2 separate regions of the Homo sapiens genome follow, and region 2 is linked to region 1. The links are chromatin loops, found by intact Hi-C in ENCODE. Cell type or tissue: endothelial cell of umbilical vein. All regions are shown on one strand. Links, peaks and the distances in the headings refer to the core of each region. The heading gives the core; the rest is flanking DNA. Region 1 holds the start of DDX3Y (DEAD-box helicase 3 Y-linked). Region 2 overlaps UTY (ubiquitously transcribed tetratricopeptide repeat containing, Y-linked).

Region 1 (15,866 bases), core at 5,354-13,353:
CCTTTATTCAACCCAGAAGACTTGGTAGTGGTGAAGGCTCTCCCCTCTTCTTCCTCCCCATTAGACTCCAGGGACCTTACATCATCTTCCTTTCTACCCCCTTGGTGGTGAAGGTTGTGGGACTCAATTCTTGGATTCATCACACTCAAGTCCTGGAATGCAGGAGGAGCAACCCCTGACAGTCCAGAAGAACATCCTGGATATCAAGGTAAAGAACTTGGGAACTTCAAACCGGATTACAAAAGATAAGTAAGTGATTGAGGACTACCTGTCTTCACTCTCACCTTTACCACATTTAACATATTCTTTCAGCTATTTCCACTTTTCATTTTGAGATCCACTGTCAGGTATCGCAGCTTCTTTTTGATGCATATTTACAGAGAAACTTTAATTTTCTGTGGGACTAAATTTGTGACTCATAGATGCCCATAGAGAAATCCAATATTTTGAGAAATAGAAGTTCAGGTGGAAACCATCTACTACTTCATAATTGCAGGAATTATCTTGTTTACTTTGCTTTTTGTGCTGGGGTTATACACTGTGGTACTTCCTGAGTGGACTATCAAACAGAAAGTCTCACTGCCGGAATATTTTATTTAGTTATCCTCCTTATTGCAGGGACAGTAGTAACAGATAAGAGGCAAATGTGAAGACTTTATTCCTATCAGCCTGTTAGAGGCAGCGACGCTTCTCATCCTTTGGCCCCTACAATGTCAGCCATTGCCCATATATACAACTAATTGCATGGCTTGCCCTAAATGATTTGCTTATTTTAATAACACTAAAACTAGGGGGCTTCATGATGATCCTGAACTCACCATCCTGGGGTTCCCTTTGATAGCTTTGCCCCTAAACATCAAGGACTTGTCAGATATAAATGGAACCTGGTATGCGAGCACCCCATACCAGTTAAAACTCCATGTGGGAAGACATATCTAAGACTCACATCCTTGTGAATCTTAGACCAGGCACACTTGACAGAATAATAACAAACACCTCCCTCTGCATTAAAGCAGAGGAAAAGGACTATACCTGGGGGGATCTCAAATATTGCAACATTACATTTACAATCTCTAAAAATGAGGAGGTCTGGAGGGTAAAAAGAGGAGAAAGCTAACCTAAAACACAAGATAAATTGCTGCAAAACCCTTAAAATCCTATCCATACCTCCTAACTGGAATTCCAAATCTGAGTGGAAGCCCCTGAATAACTCCTCTTACCACTATTATGTCACAATAATAAATAACACATGGTGCTTCTCAAACATGCCACCTCAGGGAATCCTGAACCTCTGTATATTATTTGATACTATTAATGACCTAATAATGACTAATAATGACACATCTGTTCATGGACAGGAAATGTCTAGACTGAGAGCCACTGCAGGAAGAATCAGCTGAGTTACTGGCCAGGACATATTATGTCCATAATCTTCCAAAACTCCATCTGTCAGAAGGATCCTTTCCACCTAGTGTGTAAATGGCACCATACATGACTATACTTTTTATGATTATCCCTATACCAAAGATGCTCCCATTAAATGTATGGGAAACCTCTTTATGAGGCCTGGGCAAAGACAAGCTGGATCTATTACACATTATAACCTAGAACCCTCTTTTCAAGCAACAGAGCTTTATTTTCTTCTTGGTTCCTGGTTATACCTAATCCTCCCTAGGTACTGGATGGGAATATGCACTATAGTGGCAGTGGTCCCTGACCTATTATTTTTAAACTCCTCCAACATGGCAACATCATCTGGTGGAATTCCTAATCTGGCATTCTAGAAAGTGCCCTATCTTGGGCACAGCAAACAAACAGATCTATCATTTCCATGCCATTGTACGGAGATCTAACTGAGAGAGGACTGGGGAGGACATGCACAGGACAATACTGAATTGAAAAGACCAGGAATGAGACATGTTAGAGCTAAAGGCCATTTTCATTTGCCAACATTCGTCTCCTTGAGAAATCAGGGCTTAATAGCTCTATTATGATGTGGTGAGGGTGGAAGGCAACAGTAGAACCCATAGAGGCATAACAACAATCCATAAACTCTCTAGCCTCAGTGGTAATGCAAAATAGGAGAGCCCTAGATGTTCTTACAGCTGAAGTAGGGGCACTTATGCACTCTTAAATAAAACATGTTGCTTTTGGATCAACACCTCTAATCAAGTGGAAGAAAATTTACAGGTGCTTAAGAATCAAATCAGAATCATTGCCATATTAAGAGAGAATGAGTGGGCTTTAGTCTGAGTTGGCTACAATCCCCTCTTGAAGGATCTCAATCTTCTTTTTGAACCTGATTAGCTCCTTTACTGGGATCTTTTTTTTTTTTTTAATGTCTTGCATTAATGTTTGGAGCCTGTATAGTCCATGCTGTAACCCAATTGTTTCCTCTTGGCTGAGGCTATTAAACTCCAAATGGTGGTGCAAATGGAACCCCACATGGACATGCATTCTTCCAAGGACCCTTGGACCAGCCCCAGGAAAAGCCCTAGCTTTTATTCCCCACACAATGCCCCTCTCCAGCAGGAAGTAGCTAGAAAGACCATCGCCCAACTTCCCTAATAGCAGTTAGGGTCTCCACTCCTGAGAGGGGAAATGAAGAAGAAAAGGAAGAATCAACTGGGTAAACTAAGACTAGTCATCAGAGAAGCTGCCTGCCTGAAAAATCACAGGTACTTGCAAAAATACAGCAGCCTGGGGTAAACTCAGGCTGCACCTGCACAGAGATAAGCAGACAAGGCAGGCAAGGTTCAGCATAGCAAACTTTTTGTTCTTTGAGTGATTAGTGGGTTCTCAGGAAGAAGTTTCCTCTTCTTTTCAGGCATATACGTGGAGAGCTCTACAGGAACTTGCACTGGCAGGAGAAGGACTTAACTAAAACAAACCCACAATTATATAAACAAGAAAAGCTGTGATTTGTGCTTACCTAAAGACATTTCACAGCTGAATAGATAGGGAGTTGTGCAGATGGCTTTATAGATAAGACCGGTTATTCAAACAGCTACAGTGGTGAGAAGAGTTTCATATAAAAGCTTTTGCACTCAACAGTAAAACTGCAATCCACTTGGGATCACTTCTGCACTGTGGAGAGCTTTCTACTTTTGCTTAGTAAACTTTCACTCCAACCTCACCCTTTGCATCCATGCTCCTTAATTTTCTCAGTTGTGAAACAAAAACCTAGGATAACATGCGAAACAATGATACCAGTAATTGGTTTCAGTTAAATAATGATAAATGGGCCAATTTTCTAAGAATTACTCAAGAACACTTAATATTACAGCTGTAATCCCAGCACTCTGGGAGACAAAGGTTGGCGAATCACTTGAGCCCAGAGGTTCGAGATCACCCTGGTCGATATGGTGAAACCCCATCTCTACTAAAAATACAAAAACTAATTAGGCATGGTGGCGGGTGTCTGTAATCCCAGCTATTCAGGAGGTTGAGGTAGGAGAATCACTTGAACTCAGGAGGCAGAGGTTGCAGTGAGCCAAGATTGCTCCACTGCACTTCAGCTTGGGCAACAGAGCGAGACTCAGTCTCAAAATAATAATAATAATAATAATAATAATAATAATAATAATAATAATAATTTCACACAATAGTGAGGAACAAAATTGGATGACTCACACTTTCTGGCTTCAAAGTTTGCTAGAAAGCTATAGGAATCATATTGTCTTGCTTAGCATACTAAGGAATAGTCACACAGATGAATGGAATAGAGGAGAGAGAGCTCAGAAATAGACCTACATAAGTATAGTCAATTCATCTTTGACATAGAAGCAAAGATAAAAAGAAAAAAGAAGATTCTCATTTCAACAAATGATAGTGAAACAATTGTCCATGAGAAAAAAAATCAAGACACAGACTTTATACCTTTTACAGAATTAACTCAAAATGAATCATAGACCTAATTATAAACCCAATAACTATAAAACTTATTAAAAAAGACATAGGAGACTGGGAGCAGTAGCTCAGGCTTGTAATCACAGGACTTTGGGGAGGCTGAGGTGGGAGGATTGCTTGAGCACTGGAGTTCAAGACCAGCCTGGGCAACATGGTGAAATCCCATCTCCACAAAAAAATACAAAAATTATCCAGGTGTGTTTCTGTACGCTTGTAACCCCAACCACCTGGAGGCTGAGGTAGGAGGATCATCTGAGCCCAGGAGATCAGGGCTGCAATGAACCATAGCTGTGTGTCTGCACTCAAGCCTTGGCAACAGAGTGAGGCCCTGTCTCAAAAAGAAAACAAAAACAAAAACAAAAATGACAAAGGAGAAAATCTAGGCGATCTTAGGTCTGCAATTAACTTTTATAAAACAGCAATACTGTGTGGTATTCAAATACAATTATATTTATTTGAAGTATACATACAATTCACCTAAAGTTTTAAGTTTAATAACTTTTGGTATACTATATAATTAAATATTAATACAGTATAAAGAATATATATTATTATTAACATAGTATACCAAAATTTATTAAATTACTAATTTAAATTGTAGTACACATATAAAATATAAATCTGCCATTGTAATAACTTTTTTTTTTTTTTTTTGAGACAGAGTCTCGCTCTGTCGCCCATGCTGGAGCGCAGTGCGAGCGTGTCGGCTCACTGCAACCATTGTCTCCTGGGTTCAAGCAATTCTCCTGCCTCAGCCTCCCCAGTAGCTGGGATTACAGGTGCCCACCACCAAGACCGGCTAATTTTTTTTTTTTTTGAGACGGAGTCTCTCTCTGTCGCCCAGGCTGGAGTGCAGTGGCGCGATCTCCGCTCACTGCAAGCTCCGCCTCCCGGGTTCACGCCATTCTCCCGCCTCAGCCTCCTGAGTAGCCGGGACTACAGGCGCCTGCCGCCACGCTCAGCTAATTTTTTGTATTTTTAGTAGAGATGGGGTTTCACCGTATTAGCCAGGATGGTCTCGATCTCCTGACCTCGTGATCCGCCCGCCTCGGTTTCCCAAAGTGCTGGGATTACAAGCTTAAGCCACCGCACCCGGCCCATGCCCGGCTAATTTTTAAATATTTTTAGTGGACATAGGTTTCACAATGTTGGTCAGGCTGGTCTCGAACTCCTGACCTCATGTGATCTGTCCGCCTCAGCCTCCCAAAGTGCTGGGATTACAGGAGTGAGCCACCGCACCCGGCCGTTGTAATAACTTCTAAGTGTGCAGTTTAGTGGCATTAATTACAGGCATAATGTTGTGTAACTGTCACCACTATCACTTTTCAAAACTTTTTGTATCACCCTAATCAGAAACTCTGTAACTAGTAAGCAATAACTCTCTATTACCTTCTCATCTCAGACCCTGGCAAATCTCTAATCTACTTTCTGTCTTTATTAATTTGCACATTCTAGATATTTTATGTGAGAATCAAATGCTATTGCTCCTTTTGTCATGTAGCTCAGGCTGATCTCGAACTCACCAAGCACCTAAGCTTCCCACAGTGCTAAGATTACTGTCATGAGCCACTGTGCCCCACCAGAAATTACTTTTACTCTACCTTTTGTTATGATCTTTTTTCAGCATGATTTTGTTTACCTAAGCACATTATTTATTTTCATCATTTCAGTTTATCCCAGTAATATCAATAATAATGATTACTATTATTTCAGCTTCTTACATATCTCAATATTACATGGATAGTAAGAGACTTGGAACCACAGAGTAGTGAAAAAAGACAAATATAATACAATATAGGAAAATATAGAGTAGGAATGATTACTTAATAAAAGTCATTTGAGGTGCTGTGAAAGTTTGTTCACTTACCTACCTAAGTATGTAACTTTAGCTTTTTTAGCCTGTATACATTCTAAGACAAAAGTTTATCTTTTTTCTTCCTAATTTGATACTTGTGTCATAATATACTAATTAACAAACCACACTAGCTGTTTGGACTTGAGTAGTTGTAGAATAACTGAAAATAGGAAACTGCTATATATATATGTATGTATAATATATATAACCTTTTTTCAGGTACTCCTATTGCAATACCTGCATTTCAGCACTATTCAAAAGTAAAATAAGTCCCAGAGCCAGGTTAGTCATTATGTCCTATTTATTGCTAATTTTCATATACAAATGAGAGCTGTCAGAATTCACAGCTTCTGAATATCAGAAGCTCATGTTTTCCCTGGTCTATACAAAAAGGAAATAAGTGAGGCCAAAAATGTACTTTAACAGTGCTCCATAATACGAATCTCATAAATGAGCTGGAATAGACCCTGAGGTCTTCAAGCCTAGTTTCTCAAGATCGTATTTTGTAAACTTGTGCTAGCAGTTTTGAATATCACAATGATTGGCATGGGCTGCTGACATTTTAGCAGGCAGGGCTCAGGGTGTTAGATGTCCTGTAATTCAGGGACATTCACAGTAGAAAATACTTTGGTTAGGATTTAAACCTACAAAATTGCTTTAAACATAAACTCAAAAGTATTCTTAGGCTGGTTGCAGTGGCTTGTGTCTGCAATCCCAGCACTTTGGGAGGCCAAAGCAGGCAGATCCCTTGAGCTCAGGAGTTTGAGCCCAGCTTGGGCAAAATGACAAAACCCCTTCTCAGTTAAAAAAAAAAAATTAGCCTGGCATGGTGGGTGGTGTGCAACTGCGGTCCCAGCTACCGGGAGGCTAAGGTGAATTACCTGAACCTGGGAGGTGGATGCTGCAGTGAGCCAAGATCCCACCACTGCACTCCAGCCTGGATGAGGAAGTGAGATCCTGTCACAAAAACAAAAACAAACAAACAAACAAACCAAAAGGATTTTTGAATACTTTAAACATACAGGGAGTGTTTTTTTTCCCCCCGAGAAGGCAACGACTGTATAAATTTATATTGTTTTTACCATTTTAGAAATACTACCGTTTGCAACCCTGTTCATAATACAGTGAGTTGTGAATACATTCTGTTTGTATTTGCAGCTAAATTAGGCAACCACTTGTGTATTTGTCAGTGTAGCAGTGGCGGTCATTTACATGCCAAAATACATATTTTATTATAAATATTCTTTTAATTATATAATAATTAGGTTTGTTAGGGGCCAGAGGGGTGTCATTGTGCATCATTTGAGTTTATTTCTTTGGGAGGCAAAGAGAGAGGAAAGGAAGGTCAAAAATGGAGAAGGCCAATAAATTTATTTTATATCACGTGTGAATTTAACTTGAGAATGGTAAAGGTGTCGACACAAAATATGTTATAAAAAAGGAAATCTAGTTGACAACTTTAACTTGCCAAAGCAGTAAACCAACTTCACTCTGGGAACACTGAATAGAAAGTGTATGTTCCAATCACTTTGAATGTTTTAATTTTAAATTCGGAAAAGCAGAAATATTTGTGATAATGTTTTGAGAATGGAGGTATTTGAATTTTAGCACTAGGAAACCCTTTGAAGGACGGTGTAAAATCTGGATATTTAATCTGGTTTCGCTGAGAGTTCAGAGGGAAGAAGTGTTTGTAAAACCACGTATATGGCTATTAGTTAAAGCCAGGAATCTAGTACTAAGCTTTTTTTTTTTTTTTTTTTTTTTTTCCTGCCTGTCTGCTGAATCTGGACTAGAGGGAGGACTGAGAATTTGGCCAAAAAAAGTAACTCCTTCTAGGGCAAAAGACTATTTCCCACCCACTGCAGCGCCTGTAAGTTGTTACGAACGTAGGACAACTTTGGTGTAGTGGTTCCTTCAGTAGGCCGATCCCCCTCAACCCTCATTCTTTTGGGCAACCAAAAGAGTCTTTCACAATCCCATGGCTAGGCTGGCTTTGGGGACGTAGTATAGCACTGGTTAACCTAGGTTGCAGGGTGCCCAGAAAAACAAGGGACCTATGCCAGTGTGCGTTAAGGGCCTAGGTCCCCCGGTAGGTGTGTTATCACCAGGGTCATTCAGTATATAATTGTTTCATTGTTTCGTGAAAACAAGGGACCTATGCCAGGGTGCGTTAAGGGCCTAGGCCTAGGTCCCCTTGTAGGTGTGTTATAATCAACGTCATTCAGTATGTAATTGTTTCATTGTTTCTTCATCACTATGCCAGGGTGCGTTAAGGGCCTAGGCCTAGGTCCCCTGGTAGGTGTGTTATCATCAACGTCATTCAGTATGTAATTGTTTCATTGTTTCTTCATCACTATGCCAGGGTGCGTTAAGGGCCTAGGCCTAGGTCCCCTGGTAGGTGTGTTATCATCAACGTCATTCAGTATGTAATTGTTTCATTGTTTCTTCATCCTGTGATGCTAAAGCCGTATGCTCATAAAGCGCAGGCACACCGGTAGAAAAACTAGAGGGGTCTGGAGTTCCTAGGTGAACCCCAGCAGCCTAACCCTGTCAAGTCTGTCGAGCCTCTGGCTGGTCACACGTGCTGCGGAATCCACTCAGCTTTCCTCAGGTGCAGTCAGGTCCATCCTGCAGAGGGACCTTCTGCGGACCTGTTCTTTCACCTCCCTAACCTGAAGATTGTATTCAAACCACCGTGGATCGCTCACGTAAAATGGTCACTGCGCCTAACACCTGGGATCCCGTAACCCTTATCTATCTTGGCTTCAGAGAGTTTTTTGACTAGTTCCAACTTTGCTGAAGCTTGTCAAAGGTAGGTGACGGCTAGTTGGAACGGAAAAATTTTACGAAACTTCCTATTCTCAGAAGTAAAAGGGAAGAGAGAGTGCTTAAGGAAGAAGGGAAGTTGAGGGTGGGTAAGGAGGGAGCGGGAGTTAGTGGTAGATTGTCACTGTGTTTAAGATTTCCCCAAGGCGAAAAAGGCGAAAGATATCTTGCTAGATCCCTAGAATTCGAAGGCATTAGGAGAGGGCGGGGATAGCAAACATCGCGCGAATTTTGAGAGGCGCTGGGACTACGTAATCCCGCGATCTTATGACTAAACGAACGCGATTTAGGGAGAAGTAACGGTAGCGATAAAGGGATTGGGTGGTGGTGGTGGAGGGGTGGAGCCAACGATTACGCACGTTGTGCGTGCTGTCGTATAGCTGTGGGAGGGGCCATATTACCGCGTAGGCTAACCAGTGCGCTTAATAGCTGTAGGTCCAGTGTAAGAGTTCCGCTATTCGGTCTCACACCTACAGTGGACTACCCGATTTTTCGCTTCTCTTCAGGGATGAGTCATGTGGTGGTGAAAAATGACCCTGAACTGGACCAGCAGGTGAGTCAAAGTAAGCCTACCGAGGCTTTCTACGGGACCCTTTACTTGGCCTGACGGTTTGTGGCGCACTGTTAATTGGTTTTTCAGTTTCACTTCTGGTGGGTTCGTGTGTTATGTGACTGGGACTCTAGGGAAATGGGGAGAGAAACTGCATGAGACCATGACAAGACCACGTACGGAAGGGATCGTGCGATGGCAGTAACGTTAATGGTAGTGGTTACGCTGGTATTCTGGTATAGTACTGGGCCTCACGCAATGGCGGCTTTTGTGTTTGCTTGTCCCGTGGAGACGCGCATGTGCGACCACGAACCCGTTTGTGAGGGGGCGGGGGAGGGAGGCGGTTCGCAAAAGCGGACCGTTTTTATGTCCAGGGTGAGGCTCTTATCTGGCGCCCCTGACGTATTCGCAGTAGTGTCATTGTTAAGAAGAAAGTGTATTCAGGCCACCCAGTTTGTGTAGCGAGAAGAAAGAGTAGTATGGTCTTTGCTCGGGCAAATGGCCAGAGTCTTTGTGTATACAATTGTGTGACTTGGCAGCGCTGTGTTCCTTGAGCAGAGGGGCCAGGCCTGTGGAATTCTTGAAGACGAGTGACTATAATATAGCACAACGTAACAAGTATCCTGTATCTTGTTTCTGGTGGGGTCCCGTAGCCACGGAGCAACCGTTGCCCGGGTGCTGAGCGTGCCGAAACTGGGCTTCCGGTATGGAAAGTTTTGTGACGCAGAAGGACCGGAAAGGGATGGTGGGGAGGGTAGGGAAGGATGGCTGCCGCGTGCTTCTCTTGACCCTGTAGAAATAATGGAAATTGGACGCCCGCGGAAAGACACCTGGAAGGTTAGAGATCCAGCATTGCGCTACACCCCTTTGTTAATTCAGTCACTGGACAGCCGCCTAGCCGAGAGCTGTGCGGTTTTTATATGGTATTGTATCTTTACTTTAGGCGATACATGCAGAAGTCGTCCGGTAGAAAACTAACCTCGAATGTTGATTAGCGGGACAGGTTATTTGTGGTTTACTTTCTTGTTATCGCCGAAGGATTGTTGATATAGGTTTAACTGTGTTTCCATTAAGGGCAGATCCTTTGGAAGTTTGGGCGATGAGGCAGAAGATAGGTGGTCTACGTGTTAGATCAGGCTCGTTTTCTGTGTCAGGAACCTACCGCGCTTTTGCATTTGGCACACCAGTCGTTTGCAAGCTTATCCCTGCATTTCTGCCTCCCAAGTCTAGGGGAGAGAATGAATAAAGAGCATACATTTTTTTTTTAACCAAAAAATACCGTCGGAACTTCTTAGTTGTAATTAAAGCTTAGTGATGCTAAATGATTTTAAATTTTGCTGTTAGGTGTCGTTTGAGGGATTTAATGGTCTGCCTTTGAAGGTTATTTTTCCACTGACGACGTATTAACGCCTGCAGTTTACTGAGACTTGACGTGTTAAATAGACCACAGAAATAGAAAATTAAGAGCCTGGGCAATACGCATTTATGTTTTCTATGTAATTGGCATCCCTTTAACTCTTGATAAACCGTGCTGTCTAGTTCACTAGAATTAAGTAGTAAATTCAGATGGCAAGATTTTTAAGTACAGTAGTATCTTAATTGATGATTCATGTAATGTGATAGTATCTTGAACTTATATATGTAAGCTTTCTACGGCATAGAAAGTTTGTGCAAAAAGGTGACCAAGGTGCTCTTGGCATTGGTCTTAACGTGTTTTTTGAAAAAAATCTATTTTAACGTACATGGTTTTTTCCCCCACCCCCGCCACCGCTTCAGAGTTGTTCTAGGTAAGGTATTATGCTGAAAGCCCTTAAAGCGAAATAACCTTTTTTCTAGTTTTAAAATCCATCAGTATAAGGAGGCATGAATTGAGATTGGATATGTCATTTTAGAAACATTAAATACGAGATGTGTTGCTTTTTAACTTCGCAACCAAAGACCTCCGAATTTGATGTTTAGAATGGGAGAAATAAATGCTACCATCTCCATAAAGTATCGAACATTAAGTGACAGCTGTGTAAAGCCGCGTAGTACTCAAAACATAGTGAAGTTTTTTTTTTTTTTTGAGCTTTTGATGTTTAGGAATTTATCTGCATTAAAAATAGTTGTACCGTCTTCAGGGCAAAGATAAATTAAGGAATCTTCAAATGATTTTAATGTCCATTTATTTTTAGGGTTAGAATATCAAGAAAACCACTGTCATTGGGAACATTTCACTATCATGACTGTAGCTAAATTGGATGTTGAAGTTACTGAGAAATTGATGGTAAATTTTTTTAGTTAGGAAAGTTTTCACTTCGGAAAATTGTTAAGGAAAATTTGTTTTGAATTAATGAATTTGAACTCATTACTGTGAAACTGCTGGTATTCAGCTGATGCCATTTGCATTTGTCATGGTTGGTAGACCTGGACATCTTTAAAATTTGGCAGGTAATACCAGGCCGACATGGCAGCTAAGTTTGTGGTACAGGATAAGATTGGAATCTAGGTCTCATTTGTCTTTTGTGATGTTATCTGTTCTTGTGTATCAGCATGTGAGCTATTGATATCTCTTCTAGCTTGCTAATCTGGACCTGAACTCTGAAAAACAGAGTGGAGGAGCAAGTACAGCGAGCAGTAAGTAAAACTTTTTTTAAAAATGGAGTGTTTATCAGAGCTTAATGTTAATGTCTTACTGGACTTGTTAATTTTAAATTTACATTTTTTTCTTTACAACTTGACTATATGAAAATATGAGATATTTTGGTGTGTCTGGGTAATAAAATACACTGTTTACCTATGTCTGCTGAAAATACAAAAAATTATCCTGGCGCTGTGGTACGTGCTTGTAGTCCCAGCTACTCATGAGGCTGAGATGGGAGAATTTGCTTAAGCCTGGGAGGCTGGAAGCTTCAGTGAGCTGAGATCAGGCCACTGCACTCCAGCATGGGCTACAGAGACCTTGACTCAAAAAACAAAACAAAAAACCAAGAACCTTAATGTAATACACATTATTTTTAGAAAAGCAGTGCCATTCATTTCTGGCCCAGCATGGGATATAAGCCCATCCTTGTGAATTGACCTGCATTGTGTTAAACCTAATGAAAGAACTTTAACCTGTGCATTTATGTGCTACACCTACTGCTGTTGCCGACGAAGAACCTAACATTCAGTGATAAAACCAAGCTCATCTGATTTTAAGGTGATGAGTTAGCTATATTCCTGTGAAAGGAAATTAGTTATAAAGACATTCTTTTGAAATACTTGGTCTTGTTTGGTTTTGGAAGATTGGGTGAGGTTAGTATTTGGATAGGAGAGTAAGGCTGGTGGTTATTCAGTAGTATCCCTGGTTTGAGTCCAGGTTTCTTACTGTTGTTCAACAAGGAAAGTAGTTGGTATGCTTTGAAACAAAACAAAACAGAACACTTTTAAGTTTTATAAATTTATTTCAAACTTTGTCGTTATATGAACATTACAGATATTTAAATGGTAGAGACATTTTTGGATATTTAGTTAAATCCAAAAGTAGGAGGTTTAGTTCAAATTTGGATTTTTGAGTTACAAAATCAGGTAGTTAAGTACTGTCTACTTCATAAGTTCTTTTACTTCTTAATCATAGACTGGCCTGTTGATTTAACTGAAAACACTTGATTTGTTTTCCAGATCATTTTCACTTTCCAACTTTTCATGTGTTTTTATGGTATCACTTTAATCTACCAGTACAGAATTTTTTTTCTTTTTTTGAGACGGAGTCTCGCTCTGTCGCCCAGGCTGGAGTGCAGTGGCGCGATCTCGGCTCACCCCAAGCTCCCCCTCCCAGGTTCATGCCATTCTCCTGCCTCAGCCTCCTGAGTAGCTGGGACTGCAGGTGCCGGCCACCATGCCCGGCTAATTTTTTCTATTTTTTTTTAGTAGAGACAGGGTTTCACCTTGTTAGCCAGGATGGTCTCGATCTCCTGACCTCGTGATCTGCCCGCCTTGGCCTCCCAAAGTGCTGGGATTACAGGCGTGAGCCACCGTGACCAGCCCAGTACAGATTTTTTAAAAGCCTCTTACTGGTTAGTTAATTTAGTATAGCACATAAGAGTCTTTTTTCCCTAGTAGGCTTTTATACTGGGGTAATTACCATGTTTAATGGTCAGTGTTGATTCATGAAGCAGTTATTGGAAATAGATCCTTTTAAAAGATAATTGTTAGATAACCACTACTAGCTACTGAAATATTTGTGGTTTGCAATGTATTTTAGAGTAAGCATTTTTTCCGCTCATCTTGCAAAGTAGTTTATTGTATAAAATACAGGTTTTAAAAGTTTGTTTTCCAGGACCTATTTTTTAATAGACATTTTCTAAAAGCAGTATCTTGGCGATGTTATAGGCTTCTAATTTTACATTTTCTCTTTTAGAAGGGCGCTATATACCTCCTCACTTAAGGAACAGAGAAGCATCTAAAGGTACGTCTTTAAGGCAACTTTGTAGACCTAACCTTTAGCAGCTAATCAAAGCCTAGGGAAGAAAGTAACTTTAGGAGGTCTATAAATGTTTTTTGTCCCCTCCTGTGCCTCTTTCAGACTGTCTTTAAGAACTAGCACTTTCTGTTTTTGGAACAGTTTGTATAATGTTGAATGATGGATAGTTGTTTCCTTTGGCAAACTGAGCCCAAAGAATCTGAGTTTTGTATAGTGGTTTATCTGTTTGTAAACATTTATGTTTTGAAATTTGAAACCAGTGTATTTGTGGAAATGCCTTACGTAAAAGAAACTGTGTAGTGATAAAGACCTGCTTGCTGCTGTCTGGAAAAGTTAGCACAGCAAAAGTGGGTTTTTTTTTTTTTAGACTAGTTAACAGTTGTTAAGATTACCACTTTTGGCCACATCCAATAAGCTGGTGAGATTGTCTGGTTTCAGCCTAAACAACTTCATTTGAAAGGTGTTGCATGAAATGCCTTAAAACACTTAGGATGGTTTACTATTAAATTTGTAATTTAGAAAAGTTTAATTGGGGTGATGTTTTGAGTGCTGCATATACATCAAAAAAATTCTAGGAGAAGGAAAGGTCAGGAAAAGTATTTAAAACCAAAAGGAAAGAAGGTAATGATAAAGGGGTGTGGAGTGGGTTTGTATTTCTATGTTTAGTCTGTAGCCTCTTTAGGTCTGTTTATCAGAAGACCACTTAGCTAATGATTGTATTATTTTTTCAGAATAACTGGAGAATTGTTATTCTGAAAAAATATTGCATCTGGCTGGAATTGCATCAAAGGTTTATTAACTGCCTTAAGGAGAGTTGGCAATATTTTAGTATTTGAGGGGATGGAAGAGACCTTAAACATCTAACTTCCTAAATCTGGGAAGTACAATCGATTTAGTACAATAGATCTAGATTTAGGAAGTACAATTATTCATTTGTCTAATATTGGAGATTTAAAAGCAGGGGAAAATAACTTTATTAACTTGTAACTTTAAACATTCATTGAAATGTTTGAATTTAGGTAAGTGTGTGGTTGTGAAGTGAGTTTACTCTTGTCATTTTTTTTTTATCAGTTTGTAGACATGGAAAGTAGGCAACAATGAGGGTTTTTTTGTTTTAACACAAGTATACCTTATTCTTAACGAGCATATTAAGATTACATAGTTACTTTTGGACTTTTAGAATTTGAGGCTATTTTAGAGGTCTGGTAGAGCAAAGTAGACAACATGGAAATTCCTTGTTTTGTATTGACTACTTCCATTTAGCTGATCTGTTTCTTTTTGGTGTTACTAGACAAAGCTAGATTTTAAAAGATGAATTAAGATGCTCAGCTAACTAGTCCTGTTTATAGTATTGTTGATAGATAGCAAGTTGACTTCTCCAGGTTCTTCATTGAATGAGTCCTTGTTTACTATGATGCTTGCTACATACAGTTGCTACATACTACTATGTATGAGTAGTTTTTGGTCATAAACTGCATAGAGTTGGAGCTGTTTTTTTTTTTTTTTGAGACGGAGTCTTGCTGTGTTGTCCAGGCTGGAGTACAGTGGCGCGATCTCAGCTCACTGCAAGCTCCACCTCTTGGGTTCATGCCATTCTCCTGCCTCAGGCTCCTGAGTAGCTGGGACTACATAGGTGCCCGCCACCATGCCCAGCTAATTTTTTTGTATTTTTAGTAGAGACGGGGTTTCACCGTGTTAGCCAGGATGGTCTTGATCTCCTGACCTTGTGATCTGCCTGCCTTAGCCTCCCAAAGTGCTGGGATTACAGGTGTGAGCCATCCCTGTTTTAATCCATCTGACATATTTCTTCTGATTATGTAGCTCTCTTAGTTCAAGCTTTTCTGTAGGTAACCCACAGTCCCTGAGGTAATCTTTTACTTAGCTGGGCCTTCCCAAAATGTGTATTATATATAGCATATGTTAAATGTTTAGGTTTAACACCTTTTGTATTATTCAGGATTTGTCAAGGATGGGACATAACTAAGAAACTAACAATGGGCTTGCACTAGCTACAAGTTCAGCTTAAAAATTGGGAACTTGGAATCCCTCTTAGTCATAGCTTAAAAAAAGACTCATCTTAAATAATTTAATTGGAGTAGGTTTATATTTTGGATATGTAACATTTACACTTAAAAAATGAATGAAAAAAATTGTTACGATAGTATAGTATTAATAGCATAGCTATGTTACATGCAAGCTACCTTGTTCTCAGGTCATGAGATTACTTTGCTTCATATAATAATCTCTGGTGGAAGAAAACATTAAAGCTTTTAACAATTCTG
Region 2 (15,866 bases), core at 2,644-10,643, 440 kb after region 1:
GCCAGTAAAATATATCACTGAAAAAAACATCTCCCTTGAATATAGACAACAGGATCCTTAAGAACACATTAGCATGTCAAACCCAGCAATATATAATAATTATGCACCAAGACAAACGAGGATTTATCTCAGAAAGCCAGTAGGTTTGCATGTGAAAATCAAGCAATGTAATACCATGCTATTAGAATAGAGACAAATAACAAAAAGGTGGAGTTACATTTACCTATTTTTAAAACTTACTATAAAATTATAGTGACCAAGGCTGTGTAGAATTGGTGTAAGAAAAACTATATACAGGAGTAGGACAAAAGAGTCTATAAATACATCCACACATAGATTATGAACTAATTGTTGACACAGTTGCCAAGATGGGAAGAATAAGACTTTTATACAAATGATGCTGGAATAATCAAATATCCTTACGCAAAATGGATATTCTCACACAATGTACAAAAATTAACTCAAAATGACTTAATTAAATGTATGAGACAGAGCCATAAAAATTCTATTATAAAATATAATATACCAAATAGATTATAAAGGGTAATCTCTATAAAGTCAGTTAATTATGTTAATCCTTTTTTTTTTTTTTTTTTTTTGAGATACAGTGTTGCTTTGCTGCTCAGGCTGGAGTGCAGCGGTGTGATCTTGGCTCACTGCAACCTCCACCTGCCAGGTACAAGTGACCCTTGTGCCTCAGCCTCCCAAGTAGCTGGGACTACAGGCACGTGCCAACTGGCCTGGCTAATTATTTTCTTCTTTTTTTTTTTTTTTAGTAGAAACGGGGTTTCATGGCTGGGCGTGGTGGCTCATGCCTGTAATCTCAGCCACTTTGGGTGGCTGAGGCAGGCAGATCACCTGAGGTCAGGAGTTTGAGACCAGCCTGGCTAACATGGCGAAAACCTGTCTCTAATAAAAATACAAAAATTAGCTGGGCAAGGTGGTGTGTGCCTGTAGTCCCAGCTACTTGGGAGTCTGAGGCTGGAGAACTGCTTGAACCCAGGAGACAGAGGTTGCAGTGAGACAAGATCACGCCACTCCAATCCACTCCAGCCTGGGTGACGGAGCAAGACTCTGTTTCAAAAATGGAAAAAAAAAAAAAAGAACGGGGTTTCATCATGTTGGCCAGGCTTGTCTCAAACTCCTAACCTCAAGTAATCCACCTGCCTTGGCCTCCCAAAGTGCTGTGATTAAAGACATGAGCCACTGCGCCTGGCCACAAATGTTAATCCTATCTACAGAGCACCTTCACAGAACATTGAGTGAAGAAGGAATCAACTATAACCTAATAGTAGTAGTAATGGAAACTTTAAAATCCTCTTGAAGTTGCTGCAAAGTGTGACCCCCACCTCACGCTCAAGTTAAAAGAGAACATTTAAAGCCTGTCTTCTCTTTGTGATCAGTGGACCTTATCTATACTCCCCAACTCCACATTCCTCAAAGTTTATTACAGGCCCAGCAAGTTCCTGCTTACTTCCCTAGCACGGCTGCAGGGTCTTGTGGCTGCAGGGTCACAAGACCAGTAAGTTTAGGCTGCAAGATATGTTTTTCTCAAGATGTAAGAAATGTTGTAATGCTTGATTAACAGCGTTAGCTTCTCACTTCTGTAACTTGCTTCCCGCATCACACAGTTCCTGCCTTTAGATGTTTAAAGGTAGGAAAAACCCTTTGTTTGGGGCTCAGGCTTTTTGGACATATGTCTGGCTGAGCCAGTGATAACCTTAATAGACTGTCTCGAACCTTTTTTGGTCTCTCCAGTCTTTGATTGTCCTGAAACAGTTCTGGGGGCTTTGTCTGGGATTGGAGATGGCAGATTTTCTATCTCCTTTGCCAGTGGGCTAGAGCCCTGGGGTCCTTAGCACCACCAGGAGAGTTTCAGCCCAGAAGGAGAATGGCCCTCCCATATTCCAGAGACTTCCCCTGACAGCACAAATGGAACAGGTAGAAAGTGTTGCAGGACAGTCACGGAAGCAGTGCACAGACATCTAAACCGTGCTAAGGATTGGGCCATAAGGCAAGACCTGTCCCATAAGGATGGAAAGGCAGCCGGATTACCTCCCAGGGCGTGATGACTAGTCTGACCCAAGGGGGCTGGGAACATCAGGAGAGGCTCCACTGACCCAGATGAAACTCACGCCCTAACTGATACCAGATGTGGGTGGAGCTCACAAGTTGGTCAGAAAGGAAAACTGTTTCAGGAATGCGGGAGGTGTGTGAAAGTGTGTGAAAGAGACGGTCTCGGGAGAGACCAACACAGGGCGTGATGTGGTGAAGCACAGATCTGTTAGCAGGGACTGTGTGCTCTGAGGCAAGTGTGAGAAAAACCAGACCTAGGACACTGCATATGGCCCATAGGACCAGTTCCACGGCTGCAGTGAGCTGTGACAGGAATTAAGGTACGCTCCTGGCTAAGCAGTGTCCAAACCTCCCATAATAGGATCTGGACTGGTGGATGCAAAAGTGAAAGCGTGCTGTGAGTGGGGAAGTGGGAGGAAAAATGTCAAAGCCTACTCCACTGGAGTGCATGCTGAAAAACTTTAAAAAAGGTTTTAATGGTGATTATAGGGTTAAACTAACTCCACAGAAACAGAGAACCCTTTGTGAGATAGATTGGCCGTCTTTTAATGTAGGGTGGCCAGCCAAAGGGACAACAGACAGGGAAATAATTGGCTGAGTGTTCTGGGTAGTCATGGGGCTGGAGAACAGCCTGGGTACCCGGATCAGTTTTCGTATATCAACTCCTGGCTAAGTGTAATTCAAAGTCACACTAAGTGGCTGCAGGCCTGCTTTGGGACCTATTGTAAGACTCTAATGGCCCGGACAAAACCAGGAACCACAGGAAGAGACCGCAAGGCATCAGAAAAAGAAAAGGAGTCACAGGAAAAGCAGAAAAAACCTGTCCTACAGGCCCCAAATGAAAAGTTAGAAAGTCCACCCCCCCATGCACCAATTTATCCATCCCTGGCAAAGAGGGCTTAGACAGGAAGGATGCTGCCCTGGCCGCCTCCGGAGATTCAGACTCAGAAGAAAGCACTCCTCAGACAACACCACACAGAGAGGAACCACAGTCCTTGCCTGAAAAGCCAAGGGAGAAACTCCAGGGGGATGAGGTAGGCCACCTTAGGTCAGGTCATGCCCAAGCAATGCAGACACCCCTTCAAGAAACACGGGGACAAATTTATTTAACTGCACAGAATGAAGTCCAAGGGGGCGAACAGCTCTTCGTTTATCAGCCCTTCTCTACTACTGATCTCTTAAATTGGAGACAACCTACTCCTTCCTATACAAAGAAGCCTCAGGCTCTTATAGATCTAATGCAGTCTATTTTCCTAACTTACAATCCTACCTGGGATGATTGCAAACTTCTTCTGTCATTATTTAATACAGAAGAGCGCCGTAGTTATACAAGCCGCTCTCCAGTGGCTGGAGAACAATGCGACCGCAGGCACAGGAGATATCAGGCTGTATGCATAAGCACTCCCGATAGAGGCTGACCCAGACTGAGACCCTAACCAGGCTCAAGGGCTACAAAGTTTGCAACGGTATTGAAAGACACTCCTAAATGGAATAAAGGCTGAAGGGGAAAAGGCCACCAATATCAAAAAGGTCTCAGAGGTCCTCCAGAGCCAGATGAAAGTCCCAGTGAATTTTATGAGAGGCTCTGCAAGGCTCAGCAACTTTACACGCCATTTGACCCAGAGGCTTCAGGTAATCAGTGTATGGTTAATGCAGCATTTTTAAGTCAGGCACGAGGAGACGTAAAGCAAAAGCTTCAGAAGTTAGGTTTTGAAGGCATGAATATTATCCAGCTTATCCAAGTGGCTACTAAGGTGTTTCTAAATCAGGATGAGGAGGCCAAGAGAAAAGCTAGATGCAGAGCTAAGGAAAAGGTAGACTTGATGGCGGTGGTCTTAGTTGGAGGAGAAACTAATTTTGTGAGAGGACATGGCTGTGGTGGAGGACAAGCAAGGCAAAACCAGGAAGCTAAGCCAGGACAAGAGGGCTGACCTACGCTTGAGAGAGATCAATGTGCGAGAGGCAAGCAGATGGTACACTGGAGAATGAATACCCAGAAAGAGAAAAGTATAAAGGCAACAATCAGGGACAAAATGGCTGGCCAGAACCCCCTGCTGACGGTCAAGGGGTTCACAAGTCAGACACGGATTTAATTAGACTGGCAGGAATCAATGATTATTATGAGAACTGAGACAGACCACGCTCCATTTCATTAGGCCCTGAGGAACCTACGGTCTCAATGGAGGTAGGGGGCAGGAAAATGCACTTTGTAGTCGATACTGGTGTGGAGCATTCGGTAGGAACTCAAGCAGTTGGACCACTGTCTAAAAATTATGTCAATATAAATGGGGCTGCAGGAGTAACAGAAAAGAGGCCTTACTTCAAATCTAAAAGATGTGTGACTGGAGGACAGGAAGTCCAAAATGAATTTTTATATTTGCCAAATAGTCTGGTGCCCTTGTTAGGAAGAGACTTGCTCCAGAAATTGCAAGCACAAATCTCCTTTACCCGAGAAGGGGACATGACTTTAAACCTAGGTCAAAGAAAAGCCATGATAATGACCCTTACCATCCCCACAACAGAGGAATGGAGACTACGAGAGATGCAAAATTTGTAAAGATGCATTTTGCAAGTGGGAAAATGAGGCAATGTATAAGGAATTATTTATCAGGCTGCCAGGGGTGTGGGCAGAAGACAATCCCCAGAGCTAGCCATAAATCAGGACCCCACAGTGGTGGAACTGCTGCGGGACACCAGTGCGAATCGGTCAGCATCCCATCCTAGCAAAGCCACCCATGGGATTACAAAGGATACAGTTCAGCTCCTTAAATCTGGATAATAGAAAGATGTGCCTCTTCTTGAAACACTCCATTACTACTGGTGTTAAAGCCCTCTGGAGATTACCAGACGGTACGGGATTTGCAGGCCATATATAAACTTGCAGCTACATCACATGCCATTGTGCCCAACCCATACACACTGCTTGGGCGAATTCCTGCTGACACTGCTTGGTTTATGTGCTCAGATATAAAGGATGAATTCTTCTGCATCTGACTAGCTCCTGAAAGCCAGGGCATCTTTGCCTTTGAGTGGGGCTCATCACAGTATACTTGGACCAAACTCCCCCAAGGATTTAAAAACTCCCCAACCATTTTTGAGGACACACTTGTCTCAGACCTGAAGGCTTTCATGCCACGAAGTGGCCGCTGTGTCCTGTTGCAGTACATAGATGATTTATGCACCTACAAAAGAGTGCTTTCAAGGTACAGAAAAGCCTCCTTGATGTTCTGTGGGAGGCTGGCTATAAGGTCTCTAAGGAAAAGGCACAAATCTGTGGCCAAAGAGCAAGGTATCTTGGCTTTAACCTCTCTCAAGGGCAGCTTGAGTGTGGACGTGGGCGAAAAGAGACTGTTTGTAGCATTCCTTGACCTGACGCTAGACAAGTGTGGAAGTTTAAACGGGCAGCTGGTTTCTGTCGCATTTGGATTCCATGTTACTTGCTCTTAGCAAAACCACTGTATGAGGCTACCAAAGTGGCGGAAAACAACCCCTCCTGTGGGGAAAAGAGCAGGACATGGCCTTCAAGGAAATCAAGAAGGCTTTGATCCACGCCCTGGCATTAGGACTGCCAGACATGACAAAGCCTTTTTACGTGTATATCTATGAAAGAAAAGGAATATCTATAAGAGTCTTGGTACAAACACTAGGGTCATGGTATTGGCCCGTGGCATGTTTGTCCCAGCGACTAGACTTGGTGGCTATGGGATGGCCTCCCTGTTTCAAGGCAGTGGCAGCCACTGCCCTGTTAGCAGAAGATGCTAACAAGCTCACATTTGGACAGAGGTTGATAATTCAGGTGCCCCATACGATCGTCACCCTGATGGGGCAGAGGGGGCATGGCTGGCTTTCTAACCCTAGGATGTTAAGATATCAAGAACTTTTGTGTGGAAACCCCTACATAATCCTGGTGACTCTGAATACTCTAGATCCACGCACACTGCTGCCAAAAGAGTGGGCAGAGCACAGAAAGCCCCCGTTGTGTTGCCCAGGTTATCACTGTTGTGTGGAAATGGTAGATGAGGTTTTCTCAAGCCAAAAAGACTTAAAGGACCAGCACTTAAAAAATCCAGATGTGGAATACTTTACTGATATGATACTTCAGATATGAAGCAGCTTCAGATATGAAGCAGATATGATACTTCAGATATGAAGTAGCTTCATATCTGAAGGTGTCAGAAGGGCTAGATATACGGTGAGGCATTGAATCTAGTGGCTGAAGCCTGCCCTCTGCTGGTCGGAACTTCAGCCCAAAGAGTTGAGCTAACAGCCCTCACTAGAGCATCGCTCGTGGCCAAAGGAAAGTCAGTAAACATCTATACTGACCCAAGGTGTGCTTTTGCCATTTTGCATTCCCATGGAGCCATATGTAAGGAAAGAGGATTATTAACTACTGAAGGAAAGGAAGTCAAAAATAAAAGGGAAATAGAGTTGCTCTTAGAAGCTGCTCTGAAAGAGCTCCAAAAGAAGTAGCAGTCATCCATTGCAAAGGGCATCAAATGGCAGGAGGTGATGAGGCTAGAGGAAACAGGAAGGCAGACAGAGAAGCCAAAAGAGTTGCAATGATGGAGGTAACTAAGAAGGAAGGGCAAACCCTTACCATGCCCTTACTAGAGCTTCCCCTTACAGAACCCGCTAACTACTCCTCTAATGAAAAGACCTGGTTTGAGCAGGAGAGTGGAAGTTAACAGAAAGGTTGGTGAAAGTTCTCAGATGGGAGGCTTGTCATCCCAGAAGCAATAGCCACCCAGTTCATAAAGCAGTTTCATCAAGGAACACATATGGGAAAAACCGCATTAGAGACTCTTGTTGGATGGCATTTCTATGTTCTGCGCCTAACTGCCATCACTTGAGCCATTTGTGAGCAATGTTGAACTTGTACCCAAAATAATCCATGGCAGGGGCCAACATGGCCCCCAGGGATTCAAGAAACTGGACTACACCCTGTGAAAACCTGCCTGTGGACTTTATCGAGCTGCCTCAAGTTGGAGGCTGCCGGTACATGCTAGTGTTTGTCTGCACTTTCTCAAGGTGGGTCAAGGCATTTCCCACCAGGACAGAGAAAGCTCGGGAAGTAACCAGGATCTTACTAAAGGGGATTATTCCTAGATTTGGACTGCCTCTAACTTTAGAATCAGACAATGGCCCAGCATTTGTAGCAGATAGTACAACAACTAACAGATGTTAAAAATCAAATGGAATCTGCATACAACTTATTGCCCACCGAGTTCTGTAAAAGTTGAAAGAATGAAGGAGACACTCAAACAGCTGTTAAAGGTTTTGCCAGGAAACTTATCTAAGGTGAAATCAGGAGCTGCCCATGGTCCTTCTGTGAGTCAGAGGCACCCTACTAAATTAACTGGGTATTCACCCTATGAGATGGTGTTTGGCTCACCACCCACAATCATAACTCAGATAAAAGGGGATTTAAAAGAAATTGGGGAATTAACCTTAAGAAGGCAAATGCAAGCCTTAGGTGAGGCCATGCAGGAAATACAAAGGTGGGTAAGAGAAAGAATACCTGTTAGTCTCATAGATGCAGTACATCCCTTCCAACCTGGAAACTCTGTCTGGGTCAAACAATGGAACCCAACCACGTTAGGGCCTTTATGGGATGGTCCCCATATTGTGATCTTGTCTACCCCCACTGCTGTTGTTGCAGGTATCACACCTTGGGTTCATCACAGCCAGCTGAAACCAGCAGCGACCACAACTCAGGACCCGCGGCCAGTCAACAAAACCCAGACTACCCAAAACAGTTGATCCTGCGGCAAAACTATGCCACTGCTGACAAGGATAACTGCCCTGCTCTGACCATACCGGAGGCTGGTCAGTCCAAGCACAGCTGAACCTTAGGGAAACACTGAGCCCTGCTCTAGTCAGACAACTGGAAGCTGACTAGTCTATGCATGGCTGAAGCCTGAGGAAGTCAATAATAGATAAGTAAATGTGGACTGAATTTACAAGCATAATTAAATTCTTGTACTGATTATTTTACTGTCATGTTATCTTTGCAAATGCTGCCAAGCTTTTTGCCCAGAAGGGTGCCCATGCACAGTATAAGTTTAATCATATTGGTAATACTGAAGTCACTGACACTTTCACCTATGGTTATAAAAGGGGACCAAGATGACTGTCATCACTGTATGATAGAAGCCTGGTCCAGAAAAGGTATGACTAAAACTATGTTATACCAGACCTACTATGAGTGGACAGGGACTCATACAGGAACTTGTGTCTATAACCAGACTAGTTGGTCTGTGATCGTGGAAACAGGCAGCCCCAAGTATGTAATGACCCAGAGTTCGTGCCCTATGACTTTTGGTTTGAAGTCCAAACTGGCAAACCCCTAATGCCATCATATATAAACCCCACAGAAATCAGGGTCAGTAAACCTGTAAACAAAAAAGAAGTATTCCCTCACTCGCATAAAGGCCCTGTCTCCATACATTTTGATGCCTGCCAAGCTTCACATCTCAGTAAACTAAATACTATTGGGACCATCCGTAAAAATCTAGGACAAGAAAGAGTCAGCAGCAGAGCTACCAAGGCTGTAACAGGAAAATCCAAAAAGGAGTGCCCTGATTGTGATAATCAGTGGACCACACATGAATTTATCAGCACCTATACACAGGAAGGGTTGCTCTATTTGCCAGCCAAGAGGTGAAGATAGGGTGCACAACTGGAACTTGCAACCCACTCAATCTGACAATACTAAAGCCAAATATGCCTTTCTGGACTAAAGGGCCTAAAGGGCTACTAATCTTTGATCAGGAAAGAGCACTCCTAGGACTTCGTATTCCTCTGGTCATTACCAGGAAAACCCAAAGGACCCAAGTTCAAGTTAGCCCAATGCAACACTTTAGGTTTTATACATCTTTCAATGAACACTTTAATCCTGAAGTATCAAAAAATCAAATTCCTCCTATATCAGCTGAAAACCTGTTTGCCCAGCTAGCCGAAAGTACTGCTAACAATTTAAGAGTTACTGTATGTTATATATGTGGAGGTACCAATATGGGAGCCTAAGAATTGATGCCACAAGAAAATTTTACCTTACCTGAATTTGTTACAAATTCAATGCAAATCCAAGTGTTTGGCTGTTAAGGAACCCCATCACTGGAAAATACTGCATCACCCATTGGGACAAGGCCTTTCAGAACCAGGGAGGGGCAACGACTTGCCTAGGTCAACAATATCTTGCAAAATCCGAAAACAGAACACAATGGGAAGCTTTATAGACAATTCCTCTGTGTCAGACTTTAATCCCTTTTGCAGTTCCCAACACTATATCAATCATGTTACCACCGTAATAAGTGGATGCCTACTTATTCCTTGTCTCCTGCCACTTCTCATCAGAAGCATCCAATCCACCACAGAAGCCAACGGTACACAGACATACCATCACCTGAATAATGGCTCTGCAAAAGTACCAACCGGTATCCCAAGATAAGTATGTACCCACTCAAGAAGAAATAGCTAATTGTGGTGCACTTTACTAATCTACATTTGTGTGGGACACCAAAGGGGGGAAATGAAGAAGGAATTAATGAAATCAACTATAACCTATTAGTAGTAGTAGTAGAAATTTTAAAATCCTCTTAAAAGTTGCTGCAAAATGTGACCTCCCACCCCTCAACTTACACTCAAGTTAAAAGAGAATATTAACAGCCTGTCTTCTCTTTGTGATCAGTGGACCTTATCTATACTCCCCAACTCCACATTCCTCAAAGTTTATTACAGGCTCAGCAAGTTCCTGCTTACCTCCCTAGCACAGCTTCAGGGTCACAAGACTGGTAAGTTTAGGATGCAAGACATGTTTTTCTCAAGACTTAAGAAATGTCGTAATGCTTAACTGCCTTTGTTTCTCACTTCTGTAACTTCCTTCCCACCTCACGTAGTTCTCGCTTTTTAGATGTTTAAAAGTAGGAGGGCCGGGTACGGTGGCTCATGTCTGTAATCCCAGCACTTTGGGAGGCTGAGGCAGGTGGATCACAAGGTCAGGAGATCGAGACCATCCTGGCTAAGATGGTGAAACCCTGACTCTACTAGAAATATAAAAAAATCAGCTGGGCATGGTGGCAGGCGCCTGTAGTCCCAGCTACTTGGGAGGCTGAGGCAGGAGAATGGCAAGAACCCGGGAGGCGGAGTTCGCAGTGAGCCAAGATCGTGCCACTGCCCCACAGCAGCCTGGATGACAGAGCAAGACTCTGTCTCAAAAAAAAAAGTAGGAAAAGCCCTTTGTTCGGGACTCAGATTTTCTAGACATATGTCCAGCTGAGCCGGTGATCACCTTAATAAACCCTCCTGAACCTTTTTCGGTCTCTCCAGTCTTTGATTGTCCCGCAACATTTCCTGCAATAAAATAACTGAGCTTCCTACCCTACCAATTCTGACACATAAAATTAACCATTTCAAAATAAATTTTTAAGGCAAGTTTTAAGTTTAATCTTCAAATACTTTCAGGAAGGACAGTCTCTGTTTTAGACTGAATGGTAGCTTTTTGTTCCTTGTAGCCATTTGTATTGAGTACCCGGTTTGGCCACATCTAACTTTTTCAGGCTCAAGGGATAAAACAGAATAGAAACAGCCTAATTCCCTATTTTACCCAGCTGATTAAATAAAAAGTAAAGGAAATAATTTAGAATATATAATATTAGATTATGTTTTGATACGGACCTTACAGAAAAATTTATGAGAGAAGAGGGTAGAGAATGCTGGAGACAATAGCAAAGAGTTACATTATGAACAGAAAGATAATAAAAAGCTGATATCCTTGAGATTGTGATATTTGATGAAACTCCTGGAGGAGGATCTGAGAGAATAATGAAGATACAGTCGCCCTTTGTATCTATGGGTTCCCACATGGGTGAATTTATCCAACCATTAATCAAAACTATAAGGAAAAAATATATAATAATACAACAATACAAATAATACTTATTTTTAAAAGAGCATAACTTATTTTGAGGAGCTAACTTTTGTATGATAATCAGGACACAGCTATAAGAGAAATCAAGAGGAAATCAAAAGGAAAAGCTGGTAGATTGTACAAACTGCCTGTATCACACAAATTTCTTATTTTCCTCACTCAATTCCTACTGATCAAAAACAAAAGAAAACTGAAATGTTAGTCCAGCATTGTTCAACCTTCATTTTAGAAGGTTTATTAACAGGATATATTCCCTAACTTTGAAAACACAATGTCCAGTGAAAGAATTAAGACACTAAAGGTCACATACTATAGTATTCCATGTGTATAAACTGTCTATAATATGTTAATCCATACACATAGAAAACAGATTGGTGGTAAGTTATCCAGGGTTAAGAGAAGGGAAGTGACTGGTTAACTTACTGCTGCCACCCACATTGAACACACAGGCAGACAGATTCACATCTTACCATAGTATCACAACTTACCAGAGCAAAAGGCAGTGAACAGAAACTGCTGCTGGAACCACTAAGAGAAAAACCTAAACTGTAACTGAAAAACTGATGGATGCTCAGTTTTTGAGAGTTAGAAGCTTCAGGGAGGCCAAGCCTTAGGGAATCTCCATATTTTTATAAGTTTTACCTCCAGAAGCCCTAATAGGATCTTACAGTAAAGACTAGAAAACACACCTCTACAACTTCTAACAGGAGAAGAGGCAAAGTAAACATTCTGAAATGTTTCCTGAGCATCCGTTCTTAAAAAGGCATGACTCAGGGAAATTACTGTATTATTTGGCCAGAGCCTAACACAGCTAGGGTTTTACTATAACCTAAACAACACGACAGACAGAAAATACTCAATGCCAAGCCTCTCTAGCCTTCCTGCTTGTTTAATGGGGAATAAAAAGCTGACCAGCACTTGTGAAGGAATCAGCCAAAAGGTAAAGTCTCATTAAAAGACAGGCAACTAATACAGAACACTTCCTTCCCACACACTTTATCACCTCATCACACTTTATCACATCAACAGAACACTTGCAAAATATGAGGGAATACAAGTGAAAGCATAATCCCACCCCCAAGTATCAATCCCTTATTCTGTAACCTGGCTGCTGCCTCCTTTGTCTGTGGTAAGGCAGCTGGCAGGTTTACTAAAAGCTTGCCTGAACTTGGGTCTTGCTCTCTCTCTTGTTTTTTCTCTCAGCTGACCTTACAGAAACCAACCACAGACCCAGAAAACTTAGGAGAATATCCAACAATATAAATAACAAAAAATACTACAATACACATCTATATGTAAACTGTAAAAAAGCAAAGGCAATGAAAAAATTCTGAGAAAAATTAAGGAACAAAAAAACACCCCAGCTTAACTATGGAGGAGCCAAGTTAAGAATTACATCTGACTTCTCTTGTGAACATATGCACTAAAGGAATGAATATTTCTGCCCACCCTTACCGCCCAATTCCTATTTTGAAACTGAATCACCAAGGTGAAATTATTAGGAGACTGGGCTTTTGGGAGGGGATAAGATCATAAGGTGTACAGCCCTCATGAGTGAGATTAGTGTCCTTACAAAAGAGGCCTGAGAGACACTCCTTGCCCATTTCACCATGTGAGGACACAGCAAGAAAGTAACATAGATGAACCATCTCACAAGACACCAAGTAGGCTAGCTCTTGATCTTGGACTTCTCAATCTCCAAAACTGTGAGAAATTTCTTTGTTATAAATCACCTAGTCCATAGTATTTTGTTATAGTGTTCTGAATGAACTAAGACTCCATGCAAAAGAGAGACTAGACAGAAATGTTTAAAGTATTGAAACAAAAACCCAAACTGGAATTTCAGCAAAATTACCATTCAAAAACCAGGAAAAAATTTTTCTCAGACAAACAAAAACTTGGAGAGACTTCTGTAACTAGAACACATGGCTAATAGGAGAAACCATGAGAGATGAGGAAAGGAATGGGAGCTTTTTTACTTTTTGTGTAATTTTTCCTATATACCGAACACAGCTCTAAAAATTAAAGTATATTAGTCAATAAAAATAAACAAAGTTTCAAGAAATTTATATCTGTATATAAAAAGAAATTTATATCTGTATATAAAACCTTAATAGCTCTACTGTGCCATCAGATAAAGCAGGTCCTTCAGTGAGGCCTCACTTTCATTCTACTAAGGGAGGAAACCACCCCTCATATTGTCTTATGCCCAATTTCTCCCTCCAAAGAAAGAAGAAGTAAAAACGCAGAAATGAAATCCACAGGCAGACAGCCCGCACCCTGGGCCTAATTAAAGATCGACCCCTGACCTAACTGGTTATGTTATCCATAGATTCCAGACATTGTATGGAAAAGCACTGTGAAAATCCCTGTCCTGTTCTGTTCCATTCTGATTACTGGTGCATACAGCCCCCTGTCATGTACCGCTGCTTGCTCAATCGATCACGACCCTCTCACATGGACCCTCTTAAAGTTGTGAGCCCTTAAAAGGGACAGGAATTGCTCACTTGGAGAGCTCGGTTGTTGGAGACATGAGTCTTGCCTAAGCTCTCAGCCGAATAAAGCCCTTCCTTCTTTAACTTGGGTGTCTGAGGGTTTTGTCTGTGGCTTGTCTTGCTACACTACCTCTTCATAAGCTATTCTCCAGCCACTCCTTAACCTGCCCTTTCTCCTTGCAAATTCCTTCAATTATCTGGGTCTCTAATGTGCTGGCCCTCCCAAGGCACTTGCTCATGTCACATTGTATTACAATTCATGGTAATTTAAATTCTGCTAGTCCTTTCCTTCCACTAGAATAAATATTGAACAGCTTGCATGGTAGCGGTGTTCTCCAGGGAATATGTGCAAATATTACTTGAAGATACTTTCTAAAACATGTCATTATGTCTTATTGAAATAGCAATGAGATTTGGTGTAACTGTAAAGTAATAATTGTTTTTTCCCTTTTCCTCTGATTTCCATACTACCTAATGTAATTTATCTGTACACTAGCTTTAACTACAACAGTCCCTCATATTCGTAGGGGATATATTCCTAGACCCTCACTGGATGCCTCAAACTGTCAATAGTCCTGAATTCTCAATATTTTTTTTTTGATCTGATAACTGAGGGACAGCAACTAAGTGAATAAAGGGTAGGTAACGTGTACAGTGTTGATATGCTGAACAAAGAGATGATTCACATCCTGGTCAAATGGAGTGGAACAGGACAAGATTTCATGACACTACTCAGAATGGCATGCAATTTAAAATGTATGTACTGTTTATTTCTGGAACTTTCCATTTAACAGTTGCCCCCAGGTAACTGAAACCACAAAGAAAGCAGTATCGTGAATTTATAATACTGTAAATAAACTTACATGCACAGACTAAATTACCACGTAGTCCAGACATACCTCATTTTATTGTGCTTTGCTTTACTGAACTTCAAAGACACTATGTTTACTACAAATTGAAGGTATGTGGCAACAGTGGATATCAAGCAAGCAAGTCCATCTGTACCACTTTTCCAACATAATGTGTTCACTTTGCATCTCTGTAACTCTCTCAATTGTTTGAAACTTTTTCATATTGTATCACTGATTTGTAATCAGGGATCTTTGATGTTACCATCGTCATTGTTTGAGGGCACCACAGATAGGGCAGCACACTTAATTAACAAATGTTCTGTGTTCTGACTGCTCCGCCATCCAGTCCTTCTATTTTTTTCCCTCTCTTCAGACCTCCATATTCCTGTCACAAAAATATTAAATTAGGCCACCTAATAAACCCTACAATGGCCTCCGAGCATTTGAATGAAAGGAAGCATTGCGTATCTCTCACCTGAGATTTGTGGATTAACTCATAACTTTGAAAGAAGTTCTACTAGGGATTTTTTTTTAATTTTTTGAAACAGGGTCTCACTCTGTCACTTAGGCTGGAGTGCAGTGGTGCAACCTCAGCTTACTGCAGCCTTGTCCTCCTGTGCTCAAGCAACCCTCTCACCTCAGCCTCCCAAGTGTCTGGGAATGCAGGCACATGACACCATGCCCTGCTAATTTTTGTAGTTTTCGTACAGATGGGGTCTTGGTATGTTTTCCAGGCTGGTCTCCAACTCCTGGGCTCAAGCAATCCTCCTGCCTTGGCCTCCCACAGTCTTGTAATTAAAGGCCTGAGCCACTGTACCAAGCCACATCTCTCCCTTTAAATCCAAAGCTAGAACAATTAAAGTTAGTGAGGAAGGCATGTCCAAAGCCAAGACAGTCATAAAACTAGCCCTCTTGTACCAGTTAGCTGAGTTGTGAAGGCCAAGGAAAGTAAAACTGTTACTCCCATGGACATACAAATGTTAAGAAAGCAAAACAACCTTATTGATGATATAAAGAAAGTTTTAGTGGTCTAGATAAAAGCTGTCTCATCACTGACAATATTCCCTCAAGCCAAAGCCTAATCCAGAAAAAGGGTGTAAACCCCTCCTTCAAATCTATGAAGGCTGACCGTGGTAAGGAAGCTGCAGAAGAAAAGTCTGAAGCCAGTAGAAGTTGGTTTATGAGGGAGAAGGAAAGAAGTCATCTCCATAATATAAGTAAGTGCAAGGTAAAGCAGCAAGTTATCCAGAAGACCTAGCTAGTATCATTGATGAAGGTGGCTACACTAAACAATAGATTTTCAATGAAGATTACAGTGGAAGAAGATGTGATTTAGGTCTTTTCTAACTAGAGAGAAGTTAACACCTGGTTTCAAGGCCTCAAAAGACAGGCTGACACCTTTGTTAGGAACTAATAAGGCTGGTGACTATAAGCTGAAGGCAATGCTCATTTATCATTCTGAAAATCCCACAGCCCTAAAGAGGTATGCTAAATCCACTCTGCCTGTGCTTTATA

Evidence for each region. Peaks named below come from ENCODE experiments on the same cell type or tissue, not always from the same donor. Only the 100,000 strongest peaks of a DNase experiment are listed, where the experiment ranks them.
Region 2: it touches region 1 in a loop (4-fold over the local background); 3 of 110 quality-filtered maps call a loop at or near these places.

What each region holds. Positions count from the first base shown.
Region 1 is chrY:12,895,839-12,911,704 of GRCh38, forward strand. It overlaps DDX3Y (DEAD-box helicase 3 Y-linked), which reads left to right and starts at 9,030. Exons shown (of 17, transcript NM_004660.5): 1 at 9,030-9,143; 2 at 11,699-11,756; 3 at 13,522-13,569. The coding sequence starts at 9,099. In endothelial cell of umbilical vein, for the core only: no CTCF peak of the experiment used is centred there; DNase peaks (open chromatin) are centred at 8,953, 9,423 and 9,773; H3K4me3 peaks cover 2,631 bases; H3K27ac peaks cover 2,545 bases.
Region 2 is chrY:13,337,435-13,353,300 of GRCh38, forward strand. The region is part of intron 17 of UTY (ubiquitously transcribed tetratricopeptide repeat containing, Y-linked); the gene reads right to left. Among named protein-coding and RNA genes, the nearest start is that of MIR12120, 130 kb to the right of the region's middle. In endothelial cell of umbilical vein, for the core only: a CTCF peak has its summit at 6,300 (motif pointing left); no DNase peak of the experiment used is centred there.